2 separate regions of the Homo sapiens genome follow, and region 1 is linked to region 2. A link is an interaction called in ENCODE POLR2A ChIA-PET data of the cell type or tissue named here. Cell type or tissue: GM12878. All regions are shown on one strand. Links, peaks and the distances in the headings refer to the core of each region. The heading gives the core; the rest is flanking DNA.

Evidence for each region. Peaks named below come from ENCODE experiments on the same cell type or tissue, not always from the same donor. Only the 100,000 strongest peaks of a DNase experiment are listed, where the experiment ranks them.
Region 1: POLR2A ChIA-PET joins it to region 2 with 6 read pairs; 1 of 35 experiments calls an interaction of 5 or more read pairs at or near these places.

The regions. Positions count from the first base shown.
Region 1 is chr2:8,982,068-8,987,067 of GRCh38, reverse strand. All of the region lies in intron 1 of MBOAT2 (membrane bound glycerophospholipid O-acyltransferase 2), which reads left to right. Among named protein-coding and RNA genes, the nearest start is that of MBOAT2, 19 kb to the left of the region's middle. In GM12878, for the core only: a CTCF peak has its summit at 213; DNase peaks (open chromatin) are centred at 1,311, 1,989 and 2,807; H3K4me3 peaks cover 1,669 bases; H3K27ac peaks cover 1,407 bases.
Region 2 is chr2:9,087,276-9,096,222 of GRCh38, reverse strand. No RefSeq gene overlaps it. Among named protein-coding and RNA genes, the nearest start is that of MBOAT2, 88 kb to the right of the region's middle. In GM12878, for the core only: no CTCF peak of the experiment used is centred there; a DNase peak (open chromatin) is centred at 3,502; H3K4me3 peaks cover 577 bases; H3K27ac peaks cover 924 bases.

The DNA.
Region 1 (5,000 bases), core at 1-5,000, 110 kb after region 2:
TAAACTCTATACTTTATTTGATAGATTTCTTTAGTTTTTACTTAAGGTTAAGGTCTGTATTAGTTAGCTGTCATAACAAAAACCATAGACTGTGTGGATTAAACAACAGAAATTTATTTTCTCGCAGATCCAGAGGCTGTAAGTCTGAGATCCAGGTGCCAGCATGGTTGGGTTCTGGTGAGGGCTCTCTTCCTGCCTTGCAGACAGCCACCACTTGGGGGTGTGCTCGCGTGGTCTTTTCTAGATGCGTTCTTGGCGAAAGAGAGAGCAAGCCCTCTGTGTCTCTTTTTATAAGGGCACTAATCCAGTCAGGCCAGGGCCCTACCTACCTTCACAACCTCATGGAATCCAAATTACCTTCCAAAGGCCCCATCTCCAAATGCCATCACATTGGGGTAAGGGCTTCAACATATGAATTTTGGGGGGAAACAGACATTCAGTCTATAGAGTCCTTTTGTGTTCCTGGATCTTATGCAGGCTACCGTATTACTTTTTTTTTTTTAAAGACAGAATCTCGCCCTGTCTCCCCCAGCCTAGAGTGCAGTCATGTGATCACGGCTCACTGCAGACTTGACCTCTTGGGCTTAAGTGATCCTCCCACCTCAGTCTCCTGAGTAGCTGGGACTACAGGCATGCGCCACCAGGCACGGCTAATTTTGTATTTTTTGGAGAGAGGGGATTTCACTATGTTGCCCAGGCTGGTCTCGCAAGTGATCAGCCTGCCTCAGCCTCCCAAAGTGCTGGGATTATAGATATGAGCCACCATGCCTGGCCCATATTACATTTAGTCATTGTGTCTCCTTAGCTTCCTCCAGACTGAGGCAGTTTCTTAGACTTTACTTTTTTTTTTTTTTTTTTTTGGTGACCTTGTCTGCTTTGAGGATAACTGGTCATGGATTTTGTAGAATCTCTCCAGTGGGATTTATTGAATGTTTTTCTCATGAGTCTGTGCTTATGGGTGTTTGAGAGGAAGACCACAAAGATGAAGTGTTGTTTTCATCACATCATTCCAAGGGTATGTACTTTGAGTGTGACTGATCACTCTTGATGTTAATTTGATCACCTGGCTGAGGCAGTGTCTGTCAGATTTCTCCACTGTAAAGTTTCTCTTTTTACTCCCACTTTCCATATTGCATTCTTTGGAAGAAGCCATTCTGAGCAGCCTATGCATAGGGGTAAGCTGTGGATGCTTTGAATAGAGGAATTAGCTACTCTGGTTTACCTCTGAAGAAGCTCTCATTACTGTGTGGAGGGCAAGAGTTGAATCAGGGAGGGGAGTTGGCTTGTGGTCACAGTAGTCTAGGCTCGGTGATGGTGGTCATGGCGGGTGTGGTGCAGAGTGGCCTCATTTGGCATATACTTGAAGGTAGAACTGATATGACTTACTGGTGGATTGAATGTGGTTATGAGAAAAAGAGAAGACTGAAGGATGACGCTTCCTAAGTTTTTGGCCTAAGCAGCTAGGGCAGATAATTATGGGAAGCTAGGGGACAGGGCGGGGAGGACTGGAAAAGAAGTGGCTTTTGGAGCATGGGAAGGGTGGATATGAAAGGTTTTCCTTTGGGCTGTGTTAAGTTTCAGATGTTTGTTAGACTTTGAGGTATAAACATGTAGACCATTGAAGATGTGAGTCTGGAGTTCCGGTATAGATTAGGTCTCAATATTCTATTTGGGGGTCACACATTTTATCTTTAAAGAATTCCATGTATTTTCAGAATAAGAAGTTAGTTTGATAGAATAAAGAACCTGTGGTAATTTGATTCGAATGATGAAAAAAATTTAAATCAAACTTTCTTTTCCCCTGAAAGCATTGTGAAAAAACGGTAAAAGGTAGATCATTTTTCAATCAGCATCAGTGTGACCTGTCTGTGTCTGACCTAACTCTCAGCTAATATAGCCAGTTGAGCAGTGGAAGATGAAGAATTTGATTTGCATATCTTAAAGCCGTTGAGAAAAGGAACTAGACATTTTAGTTTTTTTTTTCCCCTGAGGAACTATATGCATATATTTTGAGCCTTACATTTTTTTCTTAGAGGGAAACTAGTCAGGAGTGGGAGGCCTCTGAACAAGCTGCATTCTGTGTAGCCGCCAGCTTTTCTTTCTCTTTCTCCAGGAGAACACTGGCCCTCAGCCCCTCTTTCTGCTTCCCCTTGTTCAGACCATTGGGGGCGACTGGCTTTCCTGTCTGACTCCTCCTGTTTTGGTAATGAAGATAGGGAGGCTGAAGGATTGATATTATTTGGCTCCCTATTTAAAAGGTAGTTATGTAAAATTAAATAAAATTTGGCCAATACCACTTATAACTTTAAGTTGTTGTGGAAATTGATTATTATTCAGAAAAGAGAATTTTAAGTTAATAATATTGGAAGAATTTATGGTTTTTTCTCTTCCCTTCCCTCCCCCCTAGTTCTTTATTTATTTTTAGAGCTTTCTGTACTAGTACATCCTCCCTTTTCTGGGGAGTTGATTTGGGAAATTAGATTTGCAAGAGAATGTATGCTTTTAGAGGATGATGAAAGCCACTTGCGCTCCCACTTAAGGAACACCCTTTTAAGCTCCCTGCATGCCCTTTCTAGACCCCATCCCAGAGAGGAATGACTTCTGGAATATTGTGTTAATCATTTCCTTGCTTTCTTCGTAGTGTTAACCACAAACGTATGTATGTATGTGGTAATAAACATGAAATTTGCCATCGTAACCATCTTTAAGTGCACACAGCTCAGTAGTGATAAGTATATTCACAGTGTTGAGCAGTAGATCCCCAGAACTTTTTCATTTTGCAGAACTGAAGCTGCATATTCATTAAGCAACTCCCTATTTTCCCCTCACCCCAACCCCTGGCCTTTTGTTTCTGTGAAGTTGACTGTTCTAGATACTTCGTGTAAGTGGAAACCTATAGTGTTTGTCTTTTTGTGACTGGTTTAATTTCACTTAGCATATGTTTTCAAGGTTCATTTATGTTTTCACATGTGAGGTATGTTATGGGACCTCATAAAAGTCAGAATTTCTTTCCTTGTAAAAGCTAAATAATATTCTATTCATAGTTCTTAATTTCCATGTGATTGAAATTGTAACATTTTATTCATGATTTGTGATATTTTTGTACCTAGTTTAGGAAAGTCTTCTGTATGCTGAGATTGATTGTAAAGATATCTTCCTATATTATCTTTTTCAGAAATAATTTTTCTTTATTTTAAAACAATATTAAATTCACAGAAAAGTTCCAAGTACAATTTAGAGAATGTTTTCCTGAACCATTTGAGAGTAAGTTGCTGACTCACTGCTCCATCACTTCTGGATACTTTTGTGATATTTCCTACAAAAAAGGACATTCTTCTGTGTAATCTCAAAATGACCATCAAAATTAGGAAAGTAGTAAATTTCTATCATCCAATCTTCAGACTTAAAGTTTTACCAGTTATCACATCAAGTCCTTTTTAGCAACAGGGTCCAGTTTGGAATCATAGGTTGCATTTAGTTCGCATGTCTCTTTAGTCTCCTTAAGTCTGGAACACTCCCTTTATTGAATTGAGAAATATTCCTTCCTCTTCTGTTTTCTGGAAGGGACTGTGTAAAACTGGTATTAATTCTTTTTTAAACATTTGATAGAATTCTCCAGTAAAACCATCTGGGCCTAGAGATGTTTTTTTCTAGATTTTAAATTCCAAAGTGTTTCGTTAACAGTTACAGGGCTGTTTAAATTATCTGTTTCATATTGGGTGAGTTATAGTAGTTCGAGTATGGAATTGGTGCATTTCACCTAAGAAATTTCCATTTTAGCTAATCTGTGTGCAGTTTTATTCTTCCTTACTTTAGATATATTTGTAATGAAAATACAATATGTATTTGTGAAAATATGTATTTTACATCTGTATCATATGATTTCATATCTGTATCATATAATTTGGATCAAGCTCTAGATGCAGCCAGGACCTCAGTGGCAGGCTGTATTCTGCACAGATGGGAGTCTCAGTGACCTGTAAAGTCTGTGGCTTTACACACTTCAGAATTTGCTATGCATGAGTCTCTCTGACTGCGGATAGTTGTATTGTGGCTATTCTGTGCACACACCTTGTTCTATTTCAATTTTTTTCCATGACTTATTATTCAAAACAGTGTGATACAGTGAAAATCAGATCCGCTATGGTCCCTGCCCCCAGGTTGCTTAGAGTCTCTGAGGGGTTATGGAAAAGTAATTAGGAAATTGGGAATCAGAGTGGTTTGTGTTCTGATGAGGAAGGAACAGGTCCTTATGAGAACACAGAAAAGAGGTACCTGTTTTATTCTCCTCTGCATCTCTAGCACCTGGTACAGTACCTGGCATATAGTAGGTGTCTCACTAAATCTTTGTTGAATGAATGAATAAACTCAGAGGTGGGTTGATTGCATGGTCACTTTTGGGGAGATCTTACATCTGAGCTAAGTTAGTGATATCCACTGGAAGTAGATGGATGGAGGGAATTCTCCAAGGTGGGTGCAACAGTACGCAGTGTCATAGAAGCAAAGAAAGCTTAGCAATCTAAACAGTTGTCTAGAGCTGACTGTTTGCAAGTGAGGAGTGGTTTCCAAAAGTGATTACAGACGGAAGGCTAAGAAGAAGTTACTCTGACCAAAGTATATATTGGACAAGGTTCGCGAAGAACTAGAATTGATTTTTATGAATTAGCATTTTTGGTTCTGGCTGTTGTGTTTATCATTGTTAAGTTTAGTTTCTAACATACCTTAAGAATAATGCTTTCCAAGTGAATGAGAAATATTTTTTTGTGAAGTGTAGTACAGCTTTCTCCAGGTCTTACCTACTCGTCTTACTCAGACTATCTTTGCTCTAAAACAAAACTTTCCTATGCTGTAAATATGTCTGTGGTAAATCACGAGTTGACTGCTAATAATGGTGGGTCATACATTAGCGTTTTCATGTGCCAGGTACTGTATTGAGACCCTGCCATGGGTTATCTCGCTTAATCCGGACAGCAGCCTATCTGAGAGGAAACCAAACCTGG
Region 2 (8,947 bases), core at 1,525-6,524:
CACTTCAGAGGTCACTCTCTAGGGATCTGACCCTGAGGCCTGAGCACCCCTTTATCATCGCGCAGAGCTACTGGCACCGTGAGGGTGGGCCCTGCCCAACCAGCAAGCAGGCCCCGGGGTGGTTCTGAGGCCCTGGTCGGGCCTCCTGTGGGGCTGGCTGGGCCCCTCAGGCCCCTCTGGACGGGGCGGGCCTGCTTAGGAGATGCGTGCCCCGCCCCCCATCAGCTTCCTCCTCTTTCTTGCCCCTTGAGCTTCTCCACAGGGTGGGGGCAGCAGAGGCCATGCGCTTCCCGGGCTCAATGAGCTGTGGGCTTTTTGGAGACTGTTTGTTATTTCGCTTCCTGGCGGTTCTGCCAAGCGCCCTCCGGCCTCCGGCGCCGCCAGGCAGGTTCATCTAAGGATTCTGAACGCTGCTGCCGCCCTCTCCGGAATATCAAGCAGGCCTGGGCGGCCGCAGGGAGCACTTCCCGATCTCTCAGCTGTCAGCCCGACAGGGGCAGGGTGGTGGCAGGGGTGGTGGCAGGGGTGGTGGCAGGGGTGGTGGTGTGTGTGTATGTGGAGGACCCGGGGGCAGGGGCACTGGCGCTTCCCAAACCCAAATCCAGACCACGTCAGGGCAGCATTAGGGCTACAGGCGTGGGCTGGATTCTGTCTACTTGCATGGTTTCAGCCTGCAGAGTTTAAAAAGGCATGAATGACAAGAATAACAGGCAGAAGTGTTCATTCTCGGGGAATGGGCAGTTCCACCTACGGGCCCACCTGTCTCCATCCACCAGAGGCTCGGGGAGAGCTGTGCACACGGCACCGGCCAGCGCCAGCGTCCTTCCTGCCCCACTCCCCTAACTGCAGAGAAGGATATCCAAGTTCCCAAAGCAGCTGCGTTTCTCTGACGTTTCCCAACGTAGCTTTAGGATCTGTGCAGAGTCTGCATCCTACTCTTGAACGTACCCATGTTTGCTATTCTATAGAAGGACTGTTTTCAGTCACCGACTGACCAGTTAAGGTACTGGTTTCACCTCAAATCTTTGAGTGAAGTTAACCCCTCAGGAAGATACACATCCACTCTCTGGCCTGGCTCCCCAAATCCGCAGGGCACATAGGTACCTTCGTTTGAGAAGCAAGAGAAGAACATATATTATTATTACTATTATTTTTTGAGACAGGGTCTCACTCTGTTGGCCAGGCTGGAGTGCAGTGGCACAATCTCAGCTCATTGCAACCTCCGCCTCCCGGGCTCAAGCAATTCTCTTGCCTCAGCCTCTCGAGTAGCTGGGATTACAGGCATGCGCCACCATGCCCAGCTAATTTTTGTATTTTTAGTAGAAACGGGGTTTCACCATGTTGGCCAGGCTGGTCTCGAACTCCTGACCTCAGGTAATCTGCCCACCTCAGCCTCCCAATGTGCTGGGATTACAGGCGTTAGCCACTGTGCCTGGCTAGTATTATTTTCTTTAGAAGGCTCAAGAATCATCATATTCCACTATATCATTATTCATACCGACTTGCTGTACAAATTTGTATGTACCACCAAGCCTCCAGTGCATCCTTTTCTCCTGCTGCTGTGGGACTCTGCACCATTGGTTTTCAATGTATAGCTGAAGGTTTGGAGCATGAGTGTGAATTCTCCCATGAGGAGGCCTGCTTTCAGCAAGTGTTAGTTCTGTGCACACCAGAGCAGGAATGAGAGATTTAAGGAGATGGTTCAGGGTTTGGACTACATGCCCTGAGTTGGAGGGGCAGACCTCCAACTCTCACAAAGGAGGACTTCAGGGTCACAGAGAACTGCCAAGAGTGCTGGCAGGTCAGGAGCCCCGCCTGCTGGGTAGCCGCGCACTTCTGCAGCTCCACAGCAGGAGCCAAGCATCCCGTCAGGAGGAAGCCAGCGGAGCCTGGGTTGCTTGAGCTGCTCTAGTTCTGAGACCCTGCTCTGGCACCGCGCAGCTCCGAACGTCACCGATCCACATGATGTGTGTGGAGGGTTCTAGCCAGGGTCTTAGCGCTCAGTAAGTATGTGGTCAACCCGAGCCTGAATCCAGTAGTCAGGTGACTGTGGTGGGCGTGAGGTGGGAAGAAGGGTTGGGCTTCGTTTCAATGACTACTCAACTGGCAGTTGCACAGAGTCACTGCTGGGAAGTCAAGCCCACCAAGATGCAGGTGGTGGGCACACGACAGTGTGGGCAGACGCAGGGGCATGAGGTCCTGGCACACTGGCTCATGTGGCAGGGTGCAGACGGTCAGGCGGATATGGGGGAGAGGAGGCTGGGTGGGGGCAGGGGCAGGAGCTGGGCCGTGGAGGCCTGGTACTCATCGTGCTTGGAGTTTGAGGCTCATCCTGAAGGTTCTGAGATGCCAGTGGGAAATTTGAAGTGGAGGAGTTTTATGGCTAGATTTTAGTTCAGGATGAGCCCCTGGCTCAGTTTGGAGAGGATGAATTAGCGGGAAGGAAGACCAGGGGCAGGAAGCCAGCTACAAAGGTGTTGCAGCAACGTGGGTGAGAGACGGTGGGGGTTTCAAGGCTAAGAAAAGAGGCCTCAGAGTGGGTGTTATGGTCAACAGCTCCAGGACTGGTGCAACACATCTTTTTGATATTGTTCTCTTTTTTCCTTCCTCCCTCCCTGCCTCTCTCTCTCTCTTTCTTTCTCTTCCTTTTCTTCCTCTTTCTTTCTCTTTCGCTCTCTTTCTTTCCTCTTTCTCTCTTTCTTTCTCTCTTTCTTTCTTTCTTTCCTTCTTTCTTTCTTTCTCTCTTTCTTTCTTTCTTTCTTTCTCTCTTTCTTTCTTTCTGTCTCTCTCTCTCTCTCTCTTTTTCTTTTTTGAGACAAGCTCTCACTCTGTCGCCTAGGCTGAAAAGTGCAGTGTGATCACAACTCACTGCAGCCTTGAACTCCTGCACTCAAGCTGTCCTCCTGCCTCAGTCCCCCAAGTAGCTGGGACTGCAGGCTGGTGCCACCACACCTGGCTAATAGTATTATTTCTCTAATTTGATGTGACTCTTTTTTTAATGAGAAAGTATGGTGGGGTTATTGTTTTTAATTTTTAACATCTTTGAAGAGCTCTAGTTCCCCTCCCTCTTGGGTGGGGAAGAAAGTCGTGAATACCAGGGCTATAAGCTCCACTCTCTAGCCATGACAAGCCAGGGACAAGATGCTGTGTCCCTCAGGGATTACATCACAGCCCAGAGTTAAAATTTAACTTATCAGTAGTAGCTGCAAGGCTAGCTCTCAGTTTCCCCAGCCAAGACCTCCTGATTTGCCTCATTTCTGGGAGTACCTGGGGCTTAACACATTCTCCCAGGGAAGTTCAAGAGAACTGCAAGATTCAGGTCCATGGGGGCAGCACACTCCTCAAACCAGAAGTAATATGACCCCTGGCAATCTCAGAGCCAGTGACCCCTGGCAATCTCACCTTAGAACCCAAGAGGTAGACTGAGACTCAGCTCTACAAAGGCAGGGACCTTCCCCACAGTCAGAACTGCACCTCCAACATCCAACACAGTGCCCGGTGGCAATGACTGCTCACAGATAATGGCCAGATGAATGAATGAATAAACAACATGCCTGGAAAAGACAGTTGACATAATTCATATCCACAGACAAAAGGAAAAAAACTCTATGATCATCTCAATAAATGCAGGAAAAGTATGTGACAAAATTCAGCTTCCATTTATGACAAAAACCCTCAGCCAAATAGGAACCGAAAGAAATTGTTCAACCTCAAGCTATCGTACTAATATCAGACAAAGTAGACGGTACTAACAGCCAAATAGGAACTGAAAGAAATTGTTCAACCTCAAGCTATCGTACTAATATCAGACAAAGTAGACGGTAAGTCCAGAATTGTTAGAGTTAAAGAGGGGCATCATAATGACCAAATATTCAATTCAGCAGGAAGATGTAATAATTTAAAAATGTGTGCTCCTTAATAACATAGCTTCAAATTATATGAAGCAAACATGGACAGACTATAAAGAGAAATCAACAAATTCATAATTAGAGTAGGACAATTTAACAAATCTTTTAGTAAGTGACAGAATACATAGGTGAACATCAGAACAGATATAGGTGATTTGAAAAACGTGTTTAACAAACTTGATCTAGATGACCTAGAATGTTGTACCCTAAGAGCTGCAGATACTCATTGAGTTCAAGTGCATACAGACCTTCCTATAGAATGTAATCATACACTGAGTCATAAAACAAGTATTTTAAAATGTCAAAGAATTTAAATCACACAGACTATATTCTTTTATTATTAAGCTAGGAAATAACAAAAAGATGACTGGAAAATTCCAATGTGTTTCTGGAAATTTAAAAATACACTTCTAGACAAACCACAGGTTAAAGATAAAATGACAGTGGAAATTAGAATGTATTTTGAACTGAATTAAAATGTAAATATTCAAAATATAAATTTGTGAGGTATAACCGAACTTATGCTTACATGGAGATATATTGAAAAAAGGCTAAAAATAAATAATCTAAGAAGTTAGAGTCTGGATGTGGTGGCAAGCACCTGTAATCTCAGCTACTTGGGAGGCTGAGGCATGAGAATTGCTTGAATCTGGGAGGCGGAGGTTGCAGTGAGCTGAGATTGTGCCACTGCACTCCAGCCTGGGCAGCAAGAACGAAACTCCGTCTCAAAATAAATAAATAAATAAATAAAAAATTGCCGAATGTTGTGGCAGGCACCTGTAATCCCAGCTACTTGGGAGGCTGAGGCAGAAGAATCACTTGAACCCTGGAGGTGGAGGTTGCAATGAGCCAAGATCGCACCACTGCACTCCAGCTGGGTGACAAGAGCGAGACCCCATCTCAAAAAAAAGAAGTTAGAAAAAGAACTACAAATTAAATCCAAAGAAAGTAGAAGAAAATAAATAGTAAAGAGATGAGTAAATCTTCATTAAATACAAAACAAATTTACAATAGAGGATGAACAAAACCAAAATTGGTTATTTGGAAACACTAATTGATAAATTCCTGATAGGCTGATAAAAAAGAACAGAGGTAGCACAAATAACTGTATCTGGAATGAAAACGATGATTGCTAGAAATATTTTAAAGGCATTTTTTTAAAAAATAAGAGGACATTGGCCGGGTGTGGTGGCTCACGCCTGTAATCCCAGCACTTTGGGAGGCTGAGGCGGGCGGATCACGAGGTCAGGAGATCGAGACCATCCTGGCTAACACAGTGAAACCCCGTCTCTACTAAAAATACAAAAAATTAGGTGGGCGTGGTGGTGGGCGCCTATAGTCTCAGCTACTTGGGAGACTGAGGCAGGAGAATGGCCTGAACCCGGGAGGTGGAGCTTGCAGTGAGCCGAGATCATGCCACTGCATTCCAGCCTGGGCGACAGAGCAAGACTCCATCTCAAAAAAAGAAAAAAAATTAAAATTAAAAAAAATAAGAGGACATTATTAGCAACTTTATGCCAGTAAATTTGGAAGTTTTGATGAAATGTATAAATTCCTAGAAAAGTAAAAGTTACCAGAATGGACACAAGAATAAATAGAAAATCTTAATAATTAAATACAGCATTTAAAAACCTTCCCATGGCCAGGCGCAGTGGCTCACGCCTATAATCCCAGCACTTTGGGAGGCTGAGGCAGGTGGATCACGAGGTCAGGAGTTCGAAACCAGCCTGGCCAATGTGGAGAAGCCCCATCTCAACTAAAAATACAAAAATTAGCTCGGTGTGGTGGTGCGCACCTGTAGTCCCAGCTACTCAGGAGGCTGAGGCAGAAGAATCACTTGAACCCAGGAGGCAAAGGTTGCAGTGAGCCAAGATCGTGCCACTGCACTCCAGCCTGGGTGACAGAGCGAGACTCCATCTCAAAAAAATAAAATAAAATAAAAAAATAAAAACCTTCCCATAAAGAATAATCCAGATCCAGATGGCTTCTTAAGTGAATGCTACTAAACATTTATGAAAGAAATATCATCAATTTTACATAACTCTTAGAAAACAGAGAAAAGATTCCTCAAGATTTCTATGACACCAGAAGAACCTGATTCCCAAATTTGATAAAAACATTACAAGAAAGGAAAATTAGAGACCCATTTAATTCAAAGAGATAAATGCAAAGATCCTAAGTAAAATATTAGCAAACCAAAATAAAGTATTATGTAAAAAACAGAATACATCACAACCAAATTGGATTTATTCCAGGAAAGCAAAGTTGATTCATCATTGAATAGTTCTATTTTCTTTTTCTTTTGTTTTTTGAGGCAGAGTCTCACTCTGTTGCCTAGGCTGCAGTGCAGTGGTGAGGCCTTGGCTCACTGCAACCTCTGTCGCCCGGGTTTAAGCAATTCTCCTGCCTCAGCCTCTCAAGTAGCTGGGATTACAGGCGCCTGCCACCCCGCCCGGCTAATTTTTGTGTTTTGAGTAGAGACAGGGTTTCACCATCTTGGCCAGGCTGGTCTTGAACTTCAGACCACGTGATCCACCTGCCTTGGCCTCTCAAAGTGCCGGGATTACAGGTGGGAGTCACAGCGCCCAGCATCATTGAATAATTCTTTACCACATTAATGGAATAAAGAAGAAAAACACAGTTTTCTCAATAAATGTGGGAACAGCATGTGATAAAATGCAACATGCATTAATAAAACAATTCTTAGCACTGGTAATAGAAGGGAACTTCCTTAATCCAATAAAAATGTATTTATTTTTAAAATCCACAGCACGTGTATAAAGGTGAATTTTTGTAAATGTTTCTTCTAAGAACAGAATAAGACAGAGACAGATAAACTATTAGATTTAATAAGTGAATTTAGGCTGGGAGCAGTGGCTCACACCTGTAATCCCAGCACTTCGGGAGGCCAAAGCGGGTGGATCACCTGAGGTCAGGAGTTTGAGACCAGCCTGGGCAACATGGTGAAACCCCATCTGTACTAAAAATACAAAAATAAGCCAGATTTGGTGGTGGGCATCTGTAATCCCAGCTACTCAGGAGGCTGAGACATGAGAATTGCTTGAACCCAGGAGGCAGAGGTTGCAGTGAGCCGAGATTGCGCCACTGCACTCCAGCCTGGGTGACAGAGCGAGACTCCATCTAAAAAAAAAAAAAGTGAATTTAGCAAAGTTGTTGGAAACAGCCAATTAACAAAAATCAGTTGTATAAAACTACAATTATGAATTACATTTTAAAAGATAAAACTTAAACATCTTACCTAACAAATAATTTTGTTAGAAATAAATCTAACAAACATCTTCAAGAATTCTATGCTGAAAACGACAAAACATTATTAAAAATATAAAAGAAAGCCTGCAGGGTGGCTCACGCCTGTAATCCCAGCACTTTGGGAGGCCAAAGCGGGCAGATCACCTGAGGTCGGGAATTCGAGACCAGACTGGCCAACATGGGGAAACCCTCTCTCTACTGAAAATACAAAAATTAGCTGGGCGTGGTGGTGAACCCCTGTAATCCTAGCTACTCAGGAGGCTGAGGCACGAGAATCTCTTGAACCCAAGAGGTAGAGGTTGCAGTGAACTGAGATATTGCCACTGCACTCCAGCCTGGGCAACAGAGTAAGACTCTGTCTCTAAGTAAATAAATAATAAAAATATAAAAGAAGACCTAAATAAATGGAGAGATGTTTGTGGACTAAAAGTTCAATTATCTCAAGATGTCAGTTCTCAAATTGATCTATTCCAATGCAATGCAATCTCAATAAAAATCCAGTAGGTATTTTGCAAAAATGCAAAGTTGATTCTAAAAGTTATATGATAATGCAAAAGGTCTCAAATAACCAAGCAATTTTTGAAAAAGAACAAAATTGAAAGGATTTCTCAACTGGATGCCAAGCCTTCGGAAAGACTTCAAGGTGGTATTGACACAGGAGAGGCAAATAGATGATCAGAACAAAACAGAAAGTCCACAAGACCCACACATACAGGAACACTTGATTGGTGTCAAAAGCACCACAGCAGAGCAGCGGGAGACAGGATGGCTTTTCAACAAACGGTGATGGGTAAAATACAATGAAACCTGGTCACTACCTTACACCACACATAAGAATCCATTCCATAAGTAGAAGAAGCCAGACACAAAAGGCCACATTTTGTATGATTCTCATTTGCATGAAAGCTTAAAAATTGGCGAAACCAAGATGTGGTGTTAGAAGCCAGGATAATGGTTACCTTTGGGAAGGAGTGATGGGTAGTTGTGGAAAGGGCCGTGAGCACAGCTTCTGGGGTTACATGAGTGGTTACACGAGTGTATTCACTTTGTGACAACTCACCAAACTGTACATTGAAAGTATGCACATTTTTCTCTATACATGTTATATTTTAATTTAAAGTTAAAATTTTTTGACCTTGCCACTTACAGCTTCATAATGGTGGAGAAGTTATATAATTTTCCTAGGCCTCCTTTTTATTTTTTATTTTTTTGTAGAATGGGGATTATAATAATCTCCACTTTGTAGGTTGTGAGAATAAATATGTTTCATAAATAAGCACTTTGTTCAGTGACTGGCCCATACTGGAGGCTTGATAAATGTTCCATGTTATTAGCTGCTAAGGTCATTTAGATAGTGGTGGAACTGGGATTAAAATTAATCCAGACAAATATGTTTTCTATCACATATCCTCTGGCACAGGGCTGCTTATTAGCTGGGCTTGAATGGAATGCTGGATTTAAATAGCATTTGCTATGAGTTATCATAAATCGTCTTCATTCTCAATTTTATATTTTGCAAAATGTCAAGTGTATTAATTCCTCCCTCTTCTCAATTCCTATGAGTATACTTTGGAATCTCAAGTATTTTAGCGTATCTCTTCCCACTAAAGATGAAAGTACATTCTAAATAGTCCAATCACCATGTTAGAAAACTGTTTAGAATTGTTGGCTCCATCAGGGCCCCAAGAGGGAGAAGAACATCCGGCTGACCTGGGGGCTGTGGCCAGGGTTGCCCAGCCACTAATCACCTTTCAAATGACTGTGTTTAT